Regions from separate parts of the Mus musculus genome. Here region 1 is linked to region 2. Evidence: chromatin loops called from intact Hi-C (ENCODE). Cell type or tissue: gastrocnemius. All regions are shown on one strand. Each heading gives the region's core, and the rest is flanking DNA. Links, peaks and the distances in the headings are about the cores only.

The links. A loop is a pair of places that touch in the nucleus more often than their neighbours do. Peaks named below come from ENCODE experiments on the same cell type or tissue, not always from the same donor. Only the 100,000 strongest peaks of a DNase experiment are listed, where the experiment ranks them.
Region 1: it touches region 2 in a loop (6-fold over the local background); 7 of 42 quality-filtered maps call a loop at or near these places.

Annotation. Positions count from the first base shown.
Region 1 is chr8:71,402,948-71,410,947 of GRCm38, forward strand. Babam1 (BRISC and BRCA1 A complex member 1) reads left to right here. Exons shown (of 9, transcript NM_026636.2): 8 at 29-115; 9 at 1,248-1,825. The coding sequence ends at 1,451. It overlaps Ankle1 (ankyrin repeat and LEM domain containing 1), which reads left to right and starts at 3,065. Exons shown (of 9, transcript NM_172756.3): 1 at 3,065-3,150; 2 at 3,240-3,392; 3 at 3,732-3,837; 4 at 3,915-4,026; 5 at 4,266-4,802; 6 at 4,924-5,095; 7 at 5,718-5,877; 8 at 5,975-6,104; 9 at 6,280-7,595. The coding sequence starts at 3,089. The coding sequence ends at 6,452. Gm39193 (a long non-coding RNA gene) reads right to left here and starts at 3,064. Exons shown (of 2, transcript XR_870504.2): 1 at 2,929-3,064; 2 at 2,401-2,772. In gastrocnemius, for the core only: CTCF peaks have their summits at 3,086 (motif pointing right) and 3,894 (motif pointing left); DNase peaks (open chromatin) are centred at 3,036 and 3,902; H3K4me3 peaks cover 1,438 bases; H3K27ac peaks cover 459 bases.
Region 2 is chr8:71,331,723-71,348,138 of GRCm38, forward strand. It overlaps Myo9b (myosin IXb), which reads left to right. Exons shown (of 40, transcript NM_001142322.1): 12 at 1,532-1,673; 13 at 1,905-2,109; 14 at 2,594-2,672; 15 at 7,185-7,298; 16 at 9,038-9,077; 17 at 11,040-11,162; 18 at 11,891-11,971; 19 at 12,368-12,478; 20 at 14,308-14,430; 21 at 15,892-16,208. Among named protein-coding and RNA genes, the nearest start is that of Use1, 27 kb to the right of the region's middle. In gastrocnemius, for the core only: a CTCF peak has its summit at 9,089 (motif pointing right); a DNase peak (open chromatin) is centred at 9,120.

The DNA of each region.
Region 1 (8,000 bases), core at 1-8,000, 67 kb after region 2:
TCACCCACCTACCTCTCATTCACTGCAGAAGATGTTCCAGTGTCCCTACTTCTTCTTCGACATCGTTTATATCCACAATGGCACTGAGGAGAAGGAAGAGGATATGAGCTGGAAGGTGAGATGTCACCACAGAGAATGGAGGGGACATCTCGGGACATCTGACTTGGGCCTGCCTCTCCCTGCCATTGATCCAGTCCTTCAGTCATTAACCATTCCCTACATTTCCACTTTGAGCTGGTGATTGGGACTTGGGAGGCCGCTGCTCTGGCAGCCCAGGGAGCAGGCTCAGCCCCGCCACACCATCCCTAGCACTCCGCCCTATTCCTGACATTCCCCAGCTGTATCCTCCCCTCTCAACCCCTCCCAAGTTGTCTCTTCACCTATGAACTTGCTGTGTGATCTTGAGTAGGAGGGATCGAAAGTCTGTGAAGTCGAGTTTACATGACTGAGGCATGGGTCAGATAAAGGCACTTGCAGACAAGCTGAGGACCTGAGTTTAAAACCAGGACTGGCATGATGGGAGGAGGGGACTGACTCCCAAAGACTGTACTCTGACCTCCACACCTACTAAGCCCAGGCAGGTGCACACACTGACTCTAGCCCTTCACCTTGAGGGAAACACCTGAAAGGCGGAGGCTGGGATTGTGATATGAGGGTGTCCCATCTGGTTTGGTCTCACAGTGTTTGCACAGGGAGGAGCCTAGTGCATCTGCTCAGTTTTAGGGACTTGGGAAGCTGTTTGGAGCTGTTTACCTTCCTGCTTCAGGGGCTTTCCTCCAGGATGGACTGTTTCAGTCTCAGGGGAAACTGATACACAAGAGGCTAGCCTGGGTTACAGAAACACCAACCCAGAGAAGAGTCCTCCTGTGGGGAGCTGCCCTTGGCCTCCCTTCTGGCTCTGGCTTGAAGCAGGGTCTCTGGTTGTACCCCAGCTGCCCTGGTTGGTCTCTGGCTTCAGGATCCTTCCATCCTGCATTGGGAGTGCCTCTGGCTTAAATGTGCCCTGCTGCATTGAGCTTTCTGAGGTAGTTTTGTGTCCACTGAGCTGCCTCCAAGCCACACACTGCGCTTATAGAATGCTGGGAACTGTTGCTGACTGCAATAGTTTGTGGCCACTCTAGATGTCACTTCCTCTGGGAAGGCCTCCAGGGACAGGGAGGGCCTGTAAGGACTAATGATCATCCTGAACAGCCCGCAGTGCCTCCCACACTGATGATCACCCTAACCAGTCCGCACTGCCTCCACAGGACATGTTTGCCTTCATGGGTAGCCTGGACACCAAGGGCGCCAGCTACAAGTATGAGGTAGCACTTGCTGGTCCTGCCCTGGAGCTGCACAATTGCATGGCCAAGTTGCTGGCCCACCCGCTGCAAAGACCCTGCCAGACCCACGCGAGCTACAGCCTGCTGGAGGAGGACGAGGAGGCTGGAGAAGAGGAAGCCACTGTGTGAACTATGACATGTGACATCTCCGCACCCTCCTATGAGGAGAGCGCAGGCACACTATTATTGGCCCATGCTCAATCCCACTCTGTCCACTGTAAATTCATTCTTCCTGGGACTATTTTTGTCACCGGAATAAAAATCTGAGGTCCCTGAGCCCACCCTTGGTGTCACTTTGGGCTCACTGAGACCTGTTATTAATGTCACAGAAAACAGGCACTAAACAAAGCAGTGGTGTATGGCTTCAGGCTCAGCTGTATCCGAGTAACCCACAGGCTGGTGTTCACTGCGCTTTCCAAACTCCTCTTCATCCTACAGAACCCACTCCAGATGTTCTTTTATCCAGAAAGTCCTCCAGAAACAGGGAAGATCTATTGAAAGTGGAACTGGTATGGCTGTCATATTTGGGACCTCCTAGATACACAAAAGTCCCAGCTCCAAGTGGGAAGTGGGTTCTGATGACACCTGTCACCCCCAATCTCAGTATCCTGATCTGATTGAACTTGTGTAGCCATGTGGTCTCGCCATGAGCAATCACTGCCTAGGGTTTGGAACCCTGATGTCCTAGGCAAGGATGGGGACATAGGGTGTGCGCCCTAGAAGAGGAAGGGAAACCCAGGAACCCCCCAGCCCCAGGTCAGACCAGAGGTTCAACCTGTCCACCTTCTCCATTTATAGAAAACAAAATGGCAGTGGGTGGGAGTTGGGCTCACCTTGATACAGGCGGCTGAGACATGAGGAGGCCAGTTCTAGGTTAGCAGGGCCCGCATTGGGAAGCACTGGATCAAACGGTGCATAAAAAATAGGCCAGGAGCCTATGATGACTCAGCCATTTAGAGCACAAGCTGTTCTTGCGGAACACCCGGGTTCAGCTCCCACACGGGGTCTCACAAGTCCACTTTCCGGGGATTCGATGCCCCATTTCTGGTCATGCAAGCAAAACACCCACACACTTTAGTTAATTTAAAAAGTAGGTCAGCTTGATTTTCTGGCCTTTGCATTTATTGGGCACTTAGTGTTGAGCCCTGTACTCCCATTTGCAAATAAGGAAAATGAAGCTCTTTATATTTTTTAATTAATTAATGTGTATGTGCACACGTGCGTGTGCTTGTGCAGGCTCCCGGCCCAGGCACACGTGTCGAAGTCCGCCTGTTCCTTCTTTCCAATGTGTGGGTTCTGGGTATCGAACCCAGGTCACTAGACTTGGCAGCAAGCATCTTGACCAGCTGTGCCGTCTCGCTGGTCCTCTCAAAGCTCTACTCCACAGAGCTACAGCCAACTCAGCTGTGCCATGCTGTTCCTCGGGAGTCTGATCCCAGCACTCGGTTGGCTGAGACAGGAGAATGACTGTAAGTTTTTGAATACCTTGAGGTCCGTCAGGGGTATCCAGGAGTTTGTTTTGTTAAAGACAAAGAGAGGCCCCGCTCTTTATCCCCAGCTCCCCTGGAATTTGCTGTAATTCTCCTGGCATCCCAGATGTACGCACCAAACCCTGGAGTCCCTCTGGCTTGCTCCGGACGTAGGGTGCAGCTAGTCAATCCCGATCGGCGTGGGGCGGGGCCAGAAGCAGAGGTGGGCGTGGCTGCGCGTGCGTAGACAGTTGCCGCGCGAATTTGAACTGCAGAGGGCGGTGACTCCTATGGGACATGGCCGATACTGCATGCTTGGCTCTGAGGCTGCTAGCAGCACTACGCGAGGAGGAGGCGCGGTGAGGGCGGCCGGGTCCGGGTGCTACCCGACCTTCTGCTCCCCGGGTGGTCAGGAGGTCTGAGGTCTACTGTGCTCGTCCTCCTGCAGGGCTGTGGAGGAGCTGCTGCGCCTCGGAGCGGACCCCAACCTGGTGTTGGACGATGGCGCTGCGGCGGTGCACCTGGCAGCCAGAGCGAGCCACCCGCGCGCCCTGCATTGCCTTCGGATGCTGCTGCGCTGGGGAGCGGATCCCAATGCTCGGTGAGGCGCGGCCCGGGTCCCTGGGTGCGGTAGGCGTGACTTGGGACAGCGGCACTGGACGTCAGGCTCCGGGTCCGAGGCGTCAGTCAGGTCTAAGATGGAAATGTCTGCTTCCAAGGTCGGGTACAAGGTGTCCCATAACTGTCATCTGGCACTCTGGGAGACTGAGGCAAGAGGATGACCGTGAATTAGAGTCTCACATGGTAGTGGGCACCGGTCATCCCAGCACGGGGAACTGAGGCAGGAGGAGCAGGAGTTCATGGCTAGCCTGGGCTATGCGAGACTGCCTAGGAAAGGAACCAACGCCGCACACCTCTCCTCTGTCTTTGGGGATCCCAGGTCCGCGGAGGGGCTGACGCCTGTGCATGTGGCTGCCGCGTGGGGCTGTTGTGGTGCTCTGGAGTTGCTGCTGAGCCGAGGAGGTGACCCCACACTGCGGGACCAGGTCAGTACCCCGCGCAGGCACACATGGGTGGCAGGAGGGTGGGTTAAGGACGCCCCCTGCTGACGGTGACTGCACAGGATGGGCTCAGGCCCTTGGACTGGGCACTACAGCAGCGACACCACAACTGCGCACGAGTGCTGCAGGAGCTGGACACGCCCACCCAGCCTGATGAGACCCGAGAACCCACAGGTGAGAGGAACTGAGGGGGTGTACCGGGCTACCACACTGCCCGGCCCAGTTCTGTTTGTACATCTATCGTGTCAATCACTATCCATGGTCTATCTTATCGGTCACATAACTATCATGCCAATTACCTACCTGTCAGTCATCTCGCACCTATATCATTTATCATGTCTATATCATACCTGTTTATATCTGTGTTATATCTGATTACTTATTTATCCATACATTTATACATCTATATGCAGAGACGTTTCATGTAGCCCAGGGTAGCTTTGAAACTGAAACATGCCAAGGACCTGCCTTAGCAGAGTCTTCTGGAGTTTCTCAAGATTCGGAGTTGCACGTGCATAGAGCTGAGCTGGAGGTGGAGGCTGTAGAGGTGGCTGTGCATCCCCAGAGCTCTGAGGCCACCGAGAACTCAGACTACAGCAGCGATGCTTCGTTTGTCACTGCAGTGGAGGACTCTCTGCAGCCCGGGCGCCCTGGGGGGGCATTGGAGCTAGTGGCTGGCTTGTGGGTAACCCGTGGGGCTGTGTCAGCTGGGAAGGGAGCACCCAACTGCCAGCCGCAGGTCCTGACATTGACTGCAAGGGACACGGACAAACCCGTACTGCCTGGTGATGGGGATCTGGGGGCTTTGCACCCCCACAGTTCGGTGCCCCCCATGTCGGATCTGCAGCTCCTCCAGGCCCTGCGGGCGCTGGGCTATAGCCCTGGACCCGTCACACCTTTCACCAGAGGACACTATCTACGGCGGCTGCAGGAAGCCCAGGCTAGCCGTGGTGAGTCCTTAGGTGGTGGTATTCAGAGTCTGGCTACACTCCAGGAATCCTGCCTTGGCTGTTAGATAAACCACCCTCACCAGCTTTTGTCCTCCACCCTGAATCCGTTTCCCCTCCCCAGCTGATGTAGGGCATAGCCAAGAACTGGCGGAGGCACTAAGGACAGGCACCATCCCTGACTGCCAGGTGGATGAGGAAGCCCTGGCTCAGTGCTTTCAGCGGCTGGATCCCTTGAAGAAGTGGCGGGAAGGCATTACAAAGTCTAGTTTTACGTATCTACTTCTCGACCCCAGGTATGGTGACAGAAAAGCCAGGGGCTGAAATTAGAGGATGACTGTGCAGAGCAAAACTCCGCTCTGCAAGTTCCTTTCTGGTTGGGTAGGGGAAGGGCTACCCCTTGCTGATAGTTTCTGCCTCCATCTCATGGTTTATAAGATCAGACTGTGATCTCAGGTCAGGGTTGTAACATCAAACTCAAAACAACAAAACAAAAAACCCCCAACAAACAGTAGGAATTTGCTCTTGATTCACTGTGTGTACCTAGGGAAGGGATTAGTCTTCTCTGTTTGCCACCTCCTTTAGAAATGGTGTCTGGGGCCGGGCAGTGGTGGCGCATGCCTTTAATCCCAGCACTTGGGAGGCAGAGGCAGGCAGATTTCTGAGTTCGAGGCCAGCCTGGTGTCTGGGGTCAGTTCTAGCTGTGAGTACCCATTTTATGGTGTCCTGGAAGTGGGTACAGTGGCCATTCTCCCTGTCTGCCATCATCACCCCTCCTTTTCACACTGTATGTTCTGTGCATGTGACTGTGTGCATGTGCTCACACACTGTGGTGCTCATGTAGAGGTCAGAGGACAGCTCGTGGAAGTCTGTTCTCTTCTGTCATGTGGGTCCCACATGGGCTACTCTGTACCCCAGGCTGACGAAGGACCTGCCGGCCCGAGCCTCTTCCCTCACACTGGCTGAGTGTCTGCAATGTTTCGTGAGAGCCATCTTCTATGTGGGCAAGGGAACCCGAGCCCGACCAGATGCCCACCTCTGGGAAGCCTTTGGCTACCATGACCAGCCAAGGAAACAGGTGGGGCATGAGAGACAGGGTTGGGGTGCATCAGCCACCCTTCAGGCCTGGGAGGAAGATAGCTTAGGATCCCAGCTGATCCTCTACTATCCCCCAGGTCTGTCCCAAGGTTCGCCGGATCTTAGACATCTGGGCTAGTGGCCGGGGCATCATCTCTCTGCACTGCTTCCAGCATGTGGTGGCCATGGAAGCGTACACTCGGGAAGCCTGTCTGTTGGATGCCCTAGGTAGGGGTCTGGCTTGTAGAGGTCACATGAAAGGTATCCGAGCTATGAATCCCTTTGCTCTCTCCCTCGCTGTCCACTCATGAACTCATTCACATGTACAGTTACCAAGTACCAAATGTGCTGTTGGATTGGGTGGGGCGGAGGTCACTCCTGTTACCTCACCTCTTTTGACCAGGTCTCCAGACACTGACCAACCAGAAACAAGGGCACTACTATGGAGTGGTTGCCCATTGGCCACCCTCTCGGCGTCGGCGTTTGGGGGTGCACCTGCTACAGCGTGCTCTGCTGGTCTTCCTGGCTGAGGGGGAGAGAGAGCTGAGGCCTCAGGACATTCAGGCTCGAGGCTGAATGCTGAGGATGTGACATGAATCCTGAGCCATCAAGGTGTCTGAGCATCTGGCTGGTTCCTAACTGTTCCCAGCTCTAGCTTCAGAGGACAGTGTGTTTTCTTGTGTGTGTGTGTGTGTGTGTGTGTGTGTGTGTGTGTGTGTGTGTGTGTGTGTATGTGTGTATGTGTGTGTGCGTGCGCGCGTGTGTGTGCGTGTATGTGTGTGTTTTTAAATATGTGACAGTATTTCTTAATCAAGCTGAGTGAACATTGGGATACATGGTGCTTCTGGAAGAGTAGTGAGCTCCCCATCACGGGAGGAAAACAAGCCAAGGAGCAGAAGCTATTCTGGAGCACCACCTTTAATCCCAGCATTCAGGAGGCAATAGCAGACAGAGCTCTGTGAGTTCAAGGACAGCCTGGTTTATAGAAATGAGTTCCAGTGCAGCCAGGGGATATACAGAGAAACCATGTCCCCCAAAACAAACCAAAAAACAACAACAAAGCCAAGATGGTACTCTGGAATGCTACTTTGTCTCCATGTCTCATCTTCTGATGCAAGGAAGAGCTCAAGAGAGATAATCCAGGTGCACTGGTAGTGATGGTTCATCATCCCTGCCTTTGGGAAGCTGAGGCAGGAGGATTGCTAGTTGGAGGCCAGCCTGGGCACCTCAGAATGGGAATTGACATTTATGTTAGTGGTGACAGTCCTTTTCCCCATGGCTATCCATACTCCAGACAGCCTGGGATCCCCACTGTGCTCCTAGGAGCGCATCTTAGATCAAACAGCACTGAAGAGTTCCAAACTGACTGTGGGGAAGTGGTGGGAGAGTGCACACTCACATGTCGCTAGTGTCCTTGCACACCGACTGTGGTGGGAGAGTGCACACTCACATGTCGCTAGTGTCCTTGCACACTGACTGTAGTGGAAGAGTGCACACTCACATGTCGCTAGTGTCCTTGCACACCGACTGTGGTGGGAGAGTGCACACTCACATGTCGCTAAGTGTCCCTGCACACTGACTGTAGTGGAAGAGTGCACACTCACATGTCGCTAGTGTCCTTGCACACCGACTGTGGTGGGAGAGTGCACACTCACATGTCACTAGTGTCCCTGCACTGTCTTTTGAAAGATGAATCATTTAATATAGTGTAAGTAGTGCATTAATCTGGCAGCTGTATTTCTTTACCTTCTGTAGTCCCCAGTTACCACACAACGTTATTTCAAGCCATAATTCACTGCTGGGCAGATAGGTGATCACTAATAACCCTGTACTACTCTGGTTATCACCCAAGCATGGGTCCCCTGATACTTGCATATTATTATTGAACTGGCTCTTTCAGCTTCAGGTGATTTTTTTTTTTTGGTTTGGTTTTGTTTTTAATTTATTTATTATGTATATACAATGCTCTATCTCCATGTACCAGAAGCAGGCATCAGATCCCATTACAGATGGTTGTGAGTCACCATGTAGTTGCTGGGAATTGAACTCAGGACCTCTGGAAGAGGTCAAGAGTCAGTCCTCTTAACTTCTGAGCCATCTCTCCAGCCCCAGATGTTTTTCCCA
Region 2 (16,416 bases), core at 4,229-12,228:
GGAACCAAGAGAAGGTGTAGAGTCCCAGAATCCCCTGCAGCTTTTTATCCTCAGCATCCTGACTTCTCCCACAAGACCCAACTCCTGAGAGTCCTAGCACCCTGCTGCAGACCCTGTACCTTAGGCCACATCTCCACCCAGAGAAGCAGAGCTCAGACAGGAGAAAAGGGGCCAGACTTAACCAGCAGCTGCACAAGCTCCGCTCTGTCTGCAGCACCTGAGAAAAACAGCTAGGAGCAGGTGCTGTGGCTACCTGCTACAGGCATTGTGATAGGGCAGTCACGAGTCAGGCTCGGTGCATTTATCAGGTGTGGTGTATTGTTGGGCAGCAGGGGCAGCAGGTGTCCACTGCATGCAGAAGTTCAAAACCTCTTTGTTGACCTGTTTCTCTCCTTCAGTCACGTGCTTCCTGAGACTCAGATCATCAAGCTTAGCCACGATTACACTCACTTGCTGAGCCTTCTCACTGGCTCTGACTTGAATTTCCTGAAACAGCCATGTTAACATTTATCACTGCAACCTTTTCTTTTTTCTTTTCTGTTTGTGTATATGTATGCATGTGTGTGTGCGCGCGCATGCATGCGGCAAAGGCAGTGAGGGCCCAACTCCCAGCCTGAGTGGTTGTATCTCCCCTACCAGACAGACCTCCTTCCTCACCCAGCTATGGAGCCCCAAGTATCTGCCACACATCTGGCACTGCCTGTGTTTATAGTGAGGCTGGGGCCAACAATGTGTGCCAAAAGCCAGGGCAGTGTTTCCCTCCCTGGGGGCAAAATAGCCAGGTACAAGGAACCTCTTGCTTGCTCCATCTGCCTCCCTCCAGGGGCAGAACAGAGCCTGGCTTCACCTGTTAGACCATATTCATGCTCCCTGTGGGGAGCAGGAACCTGATGCCATAGCTCCAGGGCACTTGTCCAGGTACACATGGATCTAAAGCTAGAGGTTCCAGTGTGGAATCTGAGATGCTGCATGAAAGAGTGATAGAAGCTGGGGGCTGGAGAGATGGCTCAGTGGTTAAGAGCACTGACTACTCTTCTGAAGGTCCTGAGTTCAAATCCCAGCAACCACATGGTGGCTCACAACCATCCGTAACAAGATCTGGCACCCACTTCTGGATTGTCTGAAGACAGCTACAGTGTACTTACATATAATAAATAAATGAATCTTTAAAAAAAAAAAAAGATTGAGAGAAGCCAGCAAATCTGGTCAACAGTGTAGGGGAAAGCAAAGACAGCCTATCAGGGTAAACAAGGGGCAAGGAGGCCCAACACTTTGTTAACCCTGTAGTCCCACATTTGCCACATGGATGAGAAGCTTACAGTTGGCCAGCTCAGTAGCTCAGGCAGTTAACAGTGACTGCCAGGAAGCCTGAAGATCTGAGTTCAATTCCCAGGGTCCACGTGGTAGATGGAGAAAACCAACTCTTGCAGGCTGTCTGACCTCCACACATGCCAGAAGTATGTGAGAGTGTGTGTGTGAGGGGGCAGGGGCTCTTAGCTGAGTGTGTCTGTGTGTCCACTCCTATCCACAGCTTCCCACATGCCACAAGCCACACTTTGCTGGCCAAGTTCAAGCAGCAGCATGAGGACAATAAGTACTTCCTGGGCACACCAGTCCTGGAGCCCGCCTTCATCATCCAGCACTTCGCGGGCAGAGTGAAATACCAGATCAAGGTAGGCTCTGCCCAGTTCCCACACTATTATAGTGCCCACACTATTCTCTGACCTTTTGCTGTTACTCAGTTGGAACAACATGTTCTGGGGTGCTTGCAATCATCCCAAACCTGAATACGAGCCAGGACTACAGAGTGTTACTGAGACCCATCTGGGCACAACCCTGTCAGCCCTTTACTCCTGGGGCATCTATGAGCTCTGAGGGGTGACCAACTACTTCCACCTCACCAGGACTTCCGGGAGAAGAACATGGACTACATGCGGCCTGACATCGTGGCACTGCTAAGGGGCAGTGACAGCTCCTATGTGCGCCAGCTCATTGGCATGGACCCGGTAGCTGTGTTCCGCTGGGCTGTACTACGAGCAGCCATCAGGGCCATGGCTGTGCTGCGGGAGGCTGGGCGCCTGCGTGCAGAGAGAGCGGAGAAGGCAGCAGGTAGGGACTGAAAGAGCTGCCCTCCCTGGTGCCAACCCTGGAAACAAACAACATGGTTGACAGACAGTTGCAGCTCATTCTAAAGCTGCTTGGGAGGCAGAGTCAGCACAATCATGACTTTGGGGCCAGATTGAAAAGTTAGTGAGAATCTGTTTCCAAGACTAAAGAGGGCTGAGGTGCAGCTCAGCAAGTAGTGCCCCTGCCCAAAATTCCCCAGTGAAGAACTGGAGGCATGACTCGGGTGGAGACACTGCCTAGGATTCCCCCAGTGGAGGCTCAAGGGCAAGGCATAGGGGTAGAGTCCCCCAATGAGGGGCTGGGGCTTGATTGGCATAGAGTGCATGCATAGCATGTAAAAGGTCTTGAGTTCAGTTCCAGTTTTCTCAAAAGAAGAAAAGAATTGACTGCTTATTCCACAGAAGTAACAGGCTTGGTGTTGTGGGAGACCTTGCCAAACAGTGTATGCTCACTCTGTCCCCAGCAGGTATAAGTAGCCCTGCCACTCGAAGTCACATGGAAGAGCTACCAAGAGGAGCCAGTACCCCTTCAGAAAAACTGTACCGGTGAGCGAGACTTCAGTTTGTTCCACCCCCAACCCTGTGAGGTGTCATTGTTTATACTGTTGTGGAGTCTTATACTGTCAACCAGGGTCCTTATGGCCAAGTAAGCCCTCAAGTGGCTGAATGGACTCAAAAGACCCAGAACAGAAAAGCCCTTGCTTGGGCCTTTCTGTACCCCAAAAGGCGGGTCCCGGGATGGCATCTGCACTGGGGAGGAATAGTGAGCACAGAGGATGCCGGGGGTTTAGCCTTGACAGGAGTTGGGGGTTGTTAAGAATTAGGGATACCAGCTGGGCATGGTGGCGCACGCCTTTAATCCCTTAGCAGGCGGATTTCTGAGTTCAAGGCCAGCAGGGCGCACCCCTTTAATCCCTGAGGCAGGAGGCTGCTTGCCATACAAAGGCCAAGAAGTAGAGAGGCGCTAGGCAGTGGTGGCGCACGCCTTTAATCCCAGCACTTTGGAGGCAAAGGCAGGTGGATTTCTGAGTTTAAGGCCAGCCTGGTCTACAGAGTGAGTTCCAGGACAGCAGGGCTACAGAGAAACCCTGTCTCGAAAAACCAAAAAAAAAAAAAGAATTAGGGATACCTGGTAGGCAAATAAGAACACAATTGAGATATAATGCTGCTGACAAGCTGGTGAATTGACTTATTGACATGTGAGCTTTTGTAATTTGGGAGTTAAGGTGCTTATATAGATTTGATTTAGCCCTACTTTTATATGAAATTATATAAGAAAATTGGGTTATAAAATTTATAGGGGGGGTGGGTAAACACTTTTTTTGTGTGTGCTAACATCTTTTGTGATATAGAGTAAAATAGATTTAGAACAGAAAAAAGAAATTACATAATTTTCTATATAAAAATTTTATAGCAAGCATTATTTTTTGATTATTAGTTTTTAGTGAGGTTGGGGCAGCAATATTGTGGTTATAAAGTTAGTATTTATGGTTATATAAAAGGGCAAACATAAGGTTACATTGCTGACCCTGCAGTTTTTATAATTTTTGGGCCCTACTTGCTTGTTTATAAAAATAGTTTTATTTAATTTATATAGAGAATTTTTAGGGGGCTGCTACCATTGTTTTTAAATTTAAGGAACCCATTGCTAATTTTTTGGGAAATATTTATATATTATTTTATTTTTAATTAATTATTTTATTTTTAATTTTTAATTTTATAATAAAAATACTTAATTATATAGAATTGAGATTAAGACTGGGGGAACAGCTGCAGAATTATTTATTTTTGCTTCTAGCTTTAGGTTATTTTTATTTTTATTCAGAGCGAGTGATTGTAATATTTTTTTGAATTTATGAATGGCCTCTTTAATATTAGCAACATATAATTTTTAGATATTAAGCAGGCTTCTCTTAGATTTTTTCAGGTCACTAAATACTGGTTTAATTAAGGAAGGAAGGAAAGGAATAGCAAATAGATAAAGGAAATATTAAGTATTAAGAATAATTGCAGAAATGACATCACGAGTTGCTTGCGCCAAAGAAACAGGTCTTGTGACCTCTCAGTACTCACTCATACTGGGGCTCACAAGAGGCCATCACCTCGCATTTTGAAACATGGTACCCCTGGCAGGCTTTTCTTTTTTGTCATCAGGAGTCCCAGGCATTTTGAGCTTAATGTGGAGATGTCTCCAACAAGAGGATGTTTTCAGTCCCCTGGCTTGAGGAGGGTAAGGGACCTTTGAGGCTGCAGAGTAACACACCGAGGAAAAGAGGGAGGCGTCACTATGAGCCTACTGGACTCTGCCTCCAGGCCTGAGAAGAGCAGGGATCCTTCTTCTCTTGTCATTCTCTTGACAGCTGAGTAGCTTCTGCTAAGTTTTTCCATCACAGTCATTGAAGAGGCACTTAGTGAGCCTAGGCAGTGACCTAGGCCCTCCTCTTGGTACCAGGAGGGTATAAAAGTGTTTATGAGCTGAGCCAGGAGTGCCAGCCTATGATTGTAGCTGATTGTGGGACTGAGACAGAAGATTTGAAAGACCAAGGCTGACCTGGGCTGCAGAGGGAGACCCTGCAGACAGTAAAAAGTTGGGAGTGTGCATCTGTGTTGTGGCGCTTGCCTCAAACAAATGAGCCTCTGGGTTCACTTTCCTGAATATCACTTGGCATGTGGCAGATCAGCCATGCTCGACAGTTGCCAGAGAGGAAGTTCCAAGTCAGGAAAGCCATGTCCCAGCAGCCTTGGAGCAAGGCAGGTCCCTTGGATATGGAAACTGTCAAGGCAGGCCTGGTTGTACACATCTGTCTCCTAGCTATGCAATAATAGCCTAAAGCAGAAGGGTTGTGACTGAGTCCATCTGGGCTGCTGAGCAGGGTCCTAAACCAAATCAGGAGTTAGGAGCCTGGAGGACCCATGTAAAGGAGAGGCCTCAAACCACACAGTGTCTCTCCATGTGAGTGGCCCATACCTGGCCAAGCTGTGTCAGTGCTGTGTGTCTGCTGGCTTCACTGAGCTTCTCCCTTGCAGCTGCACAGGGCTAGACTTCTCCTTTGAGCGCTCTGAGGAGCTGGATGTTAACGCTTTTGAGGACATCATGGCTTTCTATGAGAGCAGGAAGTAAGTAGCAGCCTTCGCACCAAGACCAGGGAGGCACAGGCCAGGGCCACCATCTGGGAGCTCAGAGCAGCATCCTTCCTGGGGACACACTGCCACATTTGGCCATGTCAGGGCATATGTGGGGCTGGTAGGAGCCCCTGCTCTGAGCTTTCTAGACAGGAAGGCTGTGCAGCAAGTAAAGGGACCCATTAACCCAGTGTCACCCATGTCGTTTTTTGCTCTTGTGCCTCCCTGGAGGGCGAGGGGACAGAGGTAAGTATGGCATCCATCAGGGCACGAGGCATGGTGCATGTATCACAGTATGGGGCTGCACACAGGGCCACCTTCAGGCCAACTATCAGAGCCTAAACATGCTTTTAAAATAATGGGAATGAGGCTGGCAAGATGGCCCAATGGGTAAAGGTGCTTGCCACAAGGCTAACCCACCTCATTTGAATCTAAGAATTCACATGGTGAGGGGAACCTATTCTTGCAAGTTGTTCTCTGACCTCCACACATGCACCCTCACACACACATACCTGCATCCACACACATGCATGTGCCCACACACATGCACTGTCACATGCACACATAGACACAAACACATACACACGCACCCTCAGACACACTTACATGCATCTACACACATGCATGTGCCCACACACATGCACATACACACGCACCCTCAGACACATGCGCACAAACATATAGGTAAATACTGAAGAGCAAGTGAGAATCAGGGCGAAGCTCAGTAGCAGAGCAGCTGCCCAGGATGTGTGGGCCTTGGGCACCGTGCTGGCAAACGTGTGGGCACAGAAGTGGCTCGGTATTGTTGCAGAGGACCCACCTGCCAGTGTTCTCGTGGGCCAGCTCACAATTATCTGTAGTTCCATTGCCAAGTGTTCTGACCCTCTCTTTCAGTCTTCATGGTCACCGCACTCGTGTTCACAATCCCATACATATCTACATGCTTATGCACGTAGTTAAAATAAATTTTTCGTGCCAAAAAGTACCAAACCCTAGAAAGAACAGTCAAATGTCCCCATGTCTGGACACAGATTGGTCCCTTGGGGCTAGAAAGAGGAAGCCTGGTCACCAGCTGAGAAGTACCAGACAATGAGGGACTCTATGGGCTTCCAGGGAGTCAAGTCTGAGCCATGCTCTGCAGACCCAGCCAATTTCACACAAATTACAAAGATCATACAAGATCCCAGCTAGCCGAACAGCTCAGGAGAAAGGTGCTCGCTGCCACACCTGATGCCCTTGCATTTGCTCTCCAAGTCCCCACATGATAGAAGGAAAACTGGCTGCTTGGAGCTGTCCTCTGACTTCCAGAGTTTGTGACGTGTCTCCCAAGATATAAATTAAAGCCACTTAAAAATAGAAGACCATGACACTTGAAAGATGGCCCGCAGTTGGGAGCATTCGCTGTTGGACTAGAGTCTAGATCCTAGCACCCACATGGGCTACTCACAAATGCTAGTCACTCCAGGTCTGAGGCACACAGCATCCTCTCTGGCCTCTAGTATAACTTAGCCCCTGTGCACATGCAACCACCCATGTATATGATCATGCACACACACTCATATACACACATGTGCACACACACATAAAATTCTTTAAAAATAATATGTATATATATATGTATATATATATATATGAATGAATGAAAAGGCAGATGTTAATTCTGTAAGTTCAAGGCCAGCCTGTTCTTATATCAAGATCTAGGCCAGCCAGGGTCCTGTCATAAGCCCATGGTCCCCTGAGCTTAGGGACAGTAGATGTTCCTGACCCAGTCCTCTCCCTCAGGAAGGACATAGTGGTCACCCACACTCCCCTTCCTCAAATGCATGTTTTGTCTACTGTGGCCTTAGGACACCCTGATGGGCACTAGAGCCCCAGGTGGCGGGATACGTTCTAACTGTTCTTCTCTCTGTCACTGGGTCCCCTTCTGTCCCCCAGCGATTTGCATAACCAAATCATCAAGAGCCTCAAAGGACTGCCATGGCAGGGCGAGGACCCGAGGAGGCTTCTCCAGTCCCTCAGTCTGTTCCAGAAGCCCCGCACCTCCTTCCTGTGAGTCCCCCAGCTCCTGCCAGTGCAGCAGCCACCACTGGCTGCTCCTCCTTCACATGATTGGCCACTAACGCTCCCTCATCCCACCCCTAGCACTGCCTCACAGTTCAGCCCTCAGCCAGCTGCTGCTGACCTGCCCTAATGTCCCTGCCAGCTCCCTGAGCTGAGCAGTGCTCCTCTGAAGAGATTCCTGCTCTTGTGCTGACCAAGTCCTTTCCTCCCTGGCCAGCTTGCAGAGCACAAGCCTCCATTGCCTGGCCTTTGCCTGCTCTGACCTTGTTGTGAAGCCCATGGAAGCAAGGAGCATGTAAAGCTGGGACCAATCGTAGGCAGGTGCCCCACTCCATCCCTGTCATAGTTCTCTGAAAGGGGATGATAAGTCTCAAGACCCCTTATGCTGATGTAGCACCACTGAGGTGACCTGTCAGGGCACCCACAGTTACCAGCCACAGTCTGGTTGAGAATAGCACTTGTGCCCAAGGAGCCTGACTTTTTGGTCCTTCCCCCAACCCAACCCTGGAGCCAAGGTCTCACCATGTTGTCCATGCTGGCCTCCAACTCTCTGGCTCAAAGATCCGCTTCCAGGTGGATGATCTCTCAGCACGTGAGAACACTTGCTCCTCTGTTCCTAGCAACAGTGTTGACTAACTTCCTGATATTCCAGCTTGAGGATCCCCTCCTCTAGCCTCCATGGGCACTGCACTCGTGTGTGTGCACATATTTATACATACTTTAAAAAGAAATCTTCGGAGAATCCTCCTGCCTCAGCTCTAGGAGCAGCTGGGGCTGCAGGTACTTGCCACCGTATCCAAACGTGATTTTTGCATGTTTCTCTGTTGCTTTCTTTTAACCCACATTGAGATGCAGTTAAGGGCTGGGGTGTGGCTTGGAGACAGCAGAGGTTTAGCATTCACAGCCCTAAGGCCTGAAAGCTCCTGGCCACATGCATGGTGAGCAGGGTTCTTGTGTGCTCTAGCTTTCCACACCATACCCAGATACCGTGGCACTTGCCCAAGCACACCCAGCCTGAACAAGGCGAAGGCAGGAGGATTTGGGTGGGGTGGGAAGGAGGTATTGCATGCCTGTCATCCTGGCACTGGGATGCTGGAGGCTGGAGGATCAGGAGTTCACTTACCCTCAGCTACATAGCACATACAGGCCAGCCTGGTATACATGAGTCCCTGTCTCTTAAAAGAATTCCACTGTGAGACCACCAGAGCCCTGGAACAGGGGTCTAGCCTCGGTTTTCCTTTCCAGCATCAGAAACCCCAGAGCTGGGTGTGTCTCTGAGGCAGGCCATCTTCTCAGTACATGGAAGGCCTTGGGTTCCATCCTCAGCATAGCATACTAATAATAAATGCCCTGAAGACGATTACATGAGGAGCCAGTAGGCCTTGTTCTTTGTAGGTCTCTGCTGCACCAGTGGAAAGCTGACATAGCAGAGTAGGGTCAGTCGCTCAGTGCATCAGGGCACCTCAGGTGCTGTGTGCTTGGCTGCTGGTTCACTTTCTCACTGCTGCATATACCTGGAGCCTCGAGCACATTCTGCATCCTCAGATGGAGCAGAACCCTCAGTGTGGAAGGCTCTCGGGAGGCTAGGGAGTCAGTGGCGGTCTTGCTGCATTTGTCCTCTCTCTCTCTCTTTCTCTGAATCTAACCCACAAGGCGTGGCTTGCTGAACTAACAAGACCCCCAGCCCTGTTACCCTCACATTCACACCATTTTTAATATTTTGACAGGAAGAGTAAAGGTATCAAACAAAAGCAGATCATTCCCAAGGTAAACCTGCACCTGCAGATGGCGCCATCACACATGGCTTGACCTTTCTCAAGTCACTCTGAGACAGGGAGGAGGGAGAGAATCACTGAGCTTCTGGGACCTCTTTCCTTCTCCAGCTAACTCTCCCTCTAATACAAAACTTGTGGCTCAGGTGGGGAGCCCTTGCCTAGAATCCTCCAGTGAGTGGACTGGGGGCGTGGGTCAGGGGTGGAGCGCCTACCTTGTATCTCCTAGTGAGGGGCTGGAGGTATGTGGCTCAGGGATAGATCCTCTGTCTAGGAGTCCCCCAGTCGGGGTGGGGGGATGCAACCCCTGCTTAGCCTTTATCAGCCCTGGGTTCCCAGCACTGAAATCGGACCCCTTTCCTTACTGTGTGTGACCTTGTAGTCATTTGGGGTTTCATCAGAGTTGGACCTTCATGGGCTCCTTTGCCCAGGAGCAGCTGAGACACTCTCAGGAAGCTGCAAAGCAAGTGGGGGAAGGAGCCAGGCTCCTCTCATCTCAAGTCTGCCCTGCTAGTGCTCCAACTTGACCCCTGAAGGGTCCTCCCCACCCCAGAACTGGTGCTTCCCACAAGCCACCCAGCACGAGTCGAGTGCTGCCTGTGCAGGACTGGGCAGGCAGGAGTGCCCTGCAGACTCTCGGTCTAGTTTTAGACACTATCTCCCCTCAGTGTTCACAGTGGGAAGCTCCCAGGACCTTTGGGCAATGGGGTATGCAGGCACCCTCTGTCTACAGAGCCCAGGCACATCCTGCACAGGCTCCGAACCTTCTCTGGGGGACTTAGAGGCCCTACACAGTGACTTCACTGTGCATGCCACTGTGCTGTGTTAAATAAGGATGAGACATGAGAGTCTGTGACAGGGTATAGGGCACTCACTTGTCCAGGAACCTGGAGACAAGCCTAATAGCTATGGTCATCAAGAGCAAACAGGTGCAGTATGGAGGTTTTGTTGGTTTTATTTATTTATTTTGCTTGTTTGTTTGTTTGTAAAACAAATGTAAAATAGCATAACTCTGGTCCAAAATTCTGTAGACCAGAAGCAGCTGAGATTCTTGACAGTTTTTAAGCATTCTGAGACATTTAAATATGTACAGTGAGGTGTTTGGGATGGGATGCAATTTATGTATGGAATGTGTTCACCTTAGACTCATAACCTTCAAGTAATCTGATACAATATCACTAATCCTTGTAAGTCCGTATGTGTGTGCCCAAAAGACTTATCATATAAGGGCTGATGAGATGTCTCAGAGAGAAAAGGTGCTTGCTGCCAAGCCTGACCACTTGAGTTCGATCCCCAGGACCCACATGGTGGAAAAAGGGAGCCAACTCCTGCAAGTGGTTCTCTGCCTCTGCACATGCACATATACAATACCGTTTTTTTTTTTAATAAAGTTTTATTTTTAAAGTAAAAGGTTGGGTATGCAAGTGATAGATGTTTGTTATTCCTTTAGGAAGGTATGAGGCAGGGGACTTGTTAGTTGCAGGCAAGGCTACAGAGCAAAACTGTCCCATAAATGAAAAGTCGAATGCAAGTGTAGCAACCACTATGCATGTGCCTGGAAGCATGTGGGAGACGGAGATGGAGATGAGGAGCTTGAGGCCACCCTGGGCAGGAAAATCACCATTGACTTGAAAGCATGTTGGTTTCAGTTTGGGGTACAAAGGCATGGAATCCATATGTCCTGGGAGCTGGTGGCTTGTGGTATAACAGACCTTCATCTAGACAGGCCCCTATCCTGACCTACTGCCATGGGAGATGTGGTGGGTCCTGTCTGTCACCAGCTCAAGCTGGCATGTGAGATCTGATGGACTTGAACCCTGGTCCCTGTCCTGAAGGTGAGGGGTGTGGAGGAGCAGGAATGGCAGGCAGTGGCCTGTATCCAGGCCATGCTCTCCCCAGGAGCCAGCGGCCCCTGTAGGTTGTGGGGAGCAGGCCCAACCCTGTGTGTCTGTCCTAGAACCTGCTGGACTCGAAGTCCCTGAGGCTCATCATCAGCATGACACTGCATGACCGAACTACCAAGTCACTGCTGCACCTGCACAAAAAGAAGAAGCCACCTAGCATCAGTGCACAGTTCCAGGTGGGTGTTGCAGCTCAGCAGGGCCCCTCCTAGTCAGTGCTATTCCAGGCCCCAAAATGTGTTTACAGGTATGTGACATTAATTATGTGCCCTAGGTACAACATCATCCCTGTCTGAAAACCACCAAGATAAGAAGGAAATCATTAGTTAGCAAGTCAGTCACCAGGGCTGTTGAGCCATGTTCTGAGGCCATAATTATCTTTTTTCTTTCCCCTCCTTGTCCCCCAACTTCCAGGAAACTCGGAAACATTTTTGTTGTTTGTTGAAATAGGGTCTCAGGTCCTCCACGTTGGTCTCAGATAGTCAATAATGCTCTTACCTTAGTCTCTCAAGTGTGAGCTATATCTTTTTTCTTACGATGCTGGGGATGGAGCTCAGGCTCTCCCACTGATCTGTGGAGGCTGAAGATATAACTTAGGGTAAAGTGCTTGCTTGGCATGTATTCAGCCCCAGCCCTGCAGAAATAGAAAAAGAAAGGAAGGGGAGACAGCAGCTACCTCCATATTCCCCTCCAAGGCTGATGCACTGAGGTCTTGACTATTGCTTCACCCCTGCAAAGTGGCAGCTGTGTAGCCCCCACCCCAAAAGAGTCTTTGGTCAGCCATGGGGCCCCCTACAGATGGAGTTGCAAGACCTTTGGTCGGCTCCATGCAGCAGTGGTGTCCTAGTCCTCCCCACTGGGCCGCGCACCGGGTCAGCAATTCCATGTGTATTCCCTCTTCCTCCAGACATCTCTTAACAAGCTGTTGGAGGCACTGGGCAAGGCCGAGCCCTTCTTCATCCGCTGCATCCGCTCCAATGCCGAGAAGGTAAGTACAGGTCAATGAGTGCAGGACCCTGTGGGTCCCATGGAATATGAAGGGGTCAGACCTTGGCCCCAGGCTGGGGGCAGGAACTGAGACTAGCACCCAGTGGCGAGAACCTCTATCCCACAAGAAGCCCCAGGGGCCATCCACAGCACCATGGTACATACTTGCCATTCCAGCACTGAGGATCTGAAGTTGAAGATCATCCTTGGCTATAGAAAGAATATAGAGTAGCCTATGCTACATGAGATCCTGCCTCAAAAAACAAAAGAAAAGAAAAGAAAGATTGAGGTAGAAGAAGCTTTAGCCACCAGAGGTGGCCAGGTGCTGAGTTAGGGTTGGAGGAGATGGCCCACTTGGTGACCCTACAGAGCCTCTGAGCATTCTGTTCCTTTGCAGAAGGAACTTTGCTTTGATGATGAACTGGTGCTGCAGCAACTGCGCTACACAGGCATGCTAGAGACTGTGCGCATCCGACGCTCTGGCTACAGCGCCAAGTACACCTTCCAGGTAGGCCACCCACACCTGCTCCCTCTGCCCTGCAGTGCAGATCTCCTCAGCAGTCCTGGCTTCCACAACCAAACCTGAAGATTAATGAGCTGACACCAATCCTCAAAGTCACAGGTGCCTTTGACTGAGCATCTTCTAGCCTGATGTTTTGACATGTTTTGGGTTTATTTGTTCAAATCTATTTTGTATATGTGTATGCATACACACACGGGTCAGAGCACATTTGGGGCAATCAGAGGACAACTTTGCAGGAGTTGGCTCTGTCCTCCCACCATATGGGTCCTGGCTCTTGAAATCACGTTGTCAGTCTTGGCCATCAGCACCTTAGCTACTGAGCCTTCCATCTCCCTGACCCCAGTGAGAGCGATTCTAACAGTGTTATGGTCAGTGGTGCCCAGGAACAGGCAGGACCCTTGCTCTGCCTTCATTTACTTAAAAGGCACATATCCATTGGACATGGCAGCTCTTGTCTCAGCCCTCAAGAAAGGCAGGCAGGAAGCTTGCTTACTGTGAGTTCCAGGCCAGCCTGAGAGACAGAATGAGGCTTTCAAGACAAAACAAAAACATGTAGTGGCTGGGGCTGTGGGTCAATGGATGAACATGGGGTAGGAAGTGTTGTCCTAGCCACAGTCGGCCATGCAGTGCCACTGCCACCACTAAAATGCCTCACTCAGGCTGGGAAATGCCTTAGTAGGTAAGTGCTCAAGTAGAGAGTCCTGACCCCTCATAAACCCCCAGCTTACCTGCAAGTCCAGCCTCAGAAAGCCAAGTCAAGGATCCCCATAGCAACCCTGCTATTGAGACCAGCTCGGGGTTTGAGTGACCCTGCCTCAAAGAATAAGGTAAAAAAGCCAAGGAGGATGACTCCCTGCAACAGCCTTGGGCCTCCCTCTGTGTTGTGCACATGGCTGTGCATCCAGACACAAAACTGTGATACACATAGCAATATGGGGAAAAGAGTAACAAAATACTCTTTTTTTTTTTTTTTTTTTTTTTTTTTTGGTTTTTCGAGACAGGGTTTCTCTGTGTTGCTCTGGCTATTCTAGAACTCACTTTGTAGACCAGGCTGGCCTCGAACTCAGAAATCCACCTGCCTCTGCCTCCCGAGTGCTGGGATTAAAGTCGTGCGCCACCACATCCGGCCAAAATACTCTTTTGTCTGCACTGGCTTGAGACCAACTAGAGTTCTGTCACAGTTACTTTCCTGTGACTGTGATAAACACCACGATAAGCCACCATAACGGAAAGGGTTTTGAGTTGGTCTTAGAGTCAGAGGCATTGCTCTGTAGTGGTAGAGTGAGGTGTGTCATCAGGAAGGCAGGGAGCACACCAAGGGGCTCCTGAGCCCACCCCCAGGAAACCCCTCCTAAGCCTTGAACCAGCTGGATCTGTGTTCTCATTCAGACCACACATATCCTTCACAGTGCTGGCCTGTCATGCCTTGTGCCCTCATGTTACATGCCTGTCTGATATGTAAACTTCACTGAATAGTAGAATAGCAGCCACAGAAAAAGAGAGATGGGGAGATGTTCTGCAGTGATGAGCAGAGTTTGGGCTTGCAGGGGAGCTGATCTGGGATCCACACACCTACATATGGTTCATGACTGCCTGTCACATCAGCTCCAGATCTGACACCCTCCCCCAACCTCCAAGAGCACTGTACTCACATATGCGCGCGGGGGGGGGGGGGGGCTGACCATTCCTGAGGCCCAGGTTCCACCCTCATGTTCCTTAGCACTGCACACAAGAGAGGGAACCTGGTTGGCCCTACTCATGGAATGACTACAGCTACCAAAGGGCTTACACTGTCCTTTCCTGCCACATGCTAGGACTTCACGGAGCAGTTCCAGGTGTTGCTGCCCAAGGATGTCCAGCCCTGTAGGGAGGCCATTGCTGCCCTGCTGGAGAAGCTGCAGGTGGACAGGCAGAACTACCAGATTGGAAAGACGAAGGTAAGCACCATCATGCTCTTGGCTGCCATTCCCGCCCCACTTGCACCCAGGTAGGACCTCACTTCCATCAGCACCCCACACCGTGCTCCACAGGGTCCAGGGCTCTGCAGTGAAGCTCTGTCTCTGACACTAGAATGGGAGACCCAAGACTGAGTACGTAGCACACTGGGCTCTTTCACTCCCTATTTTGGGAGTTGGAGGCAGGGCATCACTTCCTCCCTGGCTCCAGTTGACATCAGAAGATGGAGACATGAGGGAGGATCACATGACAAGACAGGCCAGCTCCTTCACACCCACTCAGTCTACAGGAACCGGCAGGTCCCATGAAAACCACATTTAATCTCTTCCTTGAGAGGCACCAATGGAGACAACATCTTCCACTGGGCCCCACCTCTTGAAGGTTCCTTAGCTCAGTGTCACTACATTGACCCAAGTTGCCAGAGCAAGAATGTTAAGGGATGAGCCATGTCCAGACCTCAGGTCAGCATGAAGCCAGTTCCTTCCTTGTGTCTCTCAGAGAGTGTGTTAGTGGCTGTCATTAAGCATCACTTAGCTGCACAGTTGTAGTTAGTTCCCTGACAATTCCAGTCCCAGAGTGAGTCACATGGGAACCCAGGAGTTCCACTCTTGGGTGTGTGCCCAAGAGAACTGAGAACAGATGTTCCCAAAAACGCTTGTACAAAACCATCTGAAAGTGAACACAGCTGGAATGCCCATTAGACTAGGTAAGCAGAGTATGGTCTATCCATAAAAAGGAATAAAACTGACATACTACAGCATGAGTGAGGAGTCATGAGTGATAGAAGCCATCTGTGGAAGGCCATTGGCTTTGAGGTCTCTCTTATATGAAGTGTCAGGAGTGGCACATGCCTGTCAACCAACCTGGGTTATATAGCAAGACCTGTCTCAAACAACAAAAAGAAAGGGCTGGCGAGATGGCTCAGTAAGTACTTGTATAATTCATTCATGCAAGTATAAGGACCTAGGTTTGGATTCCCCAGATCCCACTTTAAAAAACTGGGTGGGTGGCACATGCCTGAAATCCCAGTGATGGTGGAGCCAAGGCAGGAGCCGACTCAGTGTGCTTCAGCATCAGTGCGAGACCCTGTCTTAAAGCATAAGGTATGGAAGCCGCCTGGTGTGGGCCTCTGGCCTGTGCACACATGGTAAATGCTATTTTACATGGATTCTACTTCCATATATTAAACAATCCCTATTCTTGCTGATGAGCACACCTGAGCAGTCAGAAAGAGGAGTACAAGGCCAGCCTTGGCTACATAGTGAGTTTGTAGCCAGCCTGTGCTACACAAGAACCTAATTGGCAAAAGCAACATAATATCAGGTCACTGAAGTCACAGCTGTAGCACCTGACTACAGGAGGGGGTGGCTTCATGGCCCCTCCTGCACAGAGGTCTGTGAGATTCCACAGTCACACTACCTCTCCCCTGTCCCTGCCCACAGGTCTTCCTGAAGGAGACAGAGCGTCAGACCCTGCAGGAGAAGCTGCATGGTGAGGTCCTGCGTAGAATCCTGCAGCTGCAGAGTTGGTTCCGTATGGTGCTGGAACGCAAGCACTTTGTACAGATGAAGCATGCTGCCTTGACCATCCAGGCCTGCTGGCGGTCTTACCGTGTGCGCCGTGCACTGGAAAGGACGCAGGCAGCTGTGTACCTGCAGGCTGCCTGGAGGGGCTACCTGCAGAGACAGGCCTACCACCACCAGAGGCATAGCATCATCCGCCTGCAGAGCCTCTGCCGTGGCCACCTGCAGCGCAGGAGGTGAGGGGAGCAAGGCTTCCTTCCCATCCTGGAGCATTCTAGAAGCCCAGAGGGTCACTCACCAAAAAACTGCCCAAGATCACTAGTACCCAGCCAGTAGAACCTAGGACCTTAATTAGGGTGTATGGAAGTGGGGAGGGCCTGGCCACAAACAGACATCTGTAGGCACAAGAGGGGGAAGGTGGTTGATTTAGGCCTGGTGGAAGGA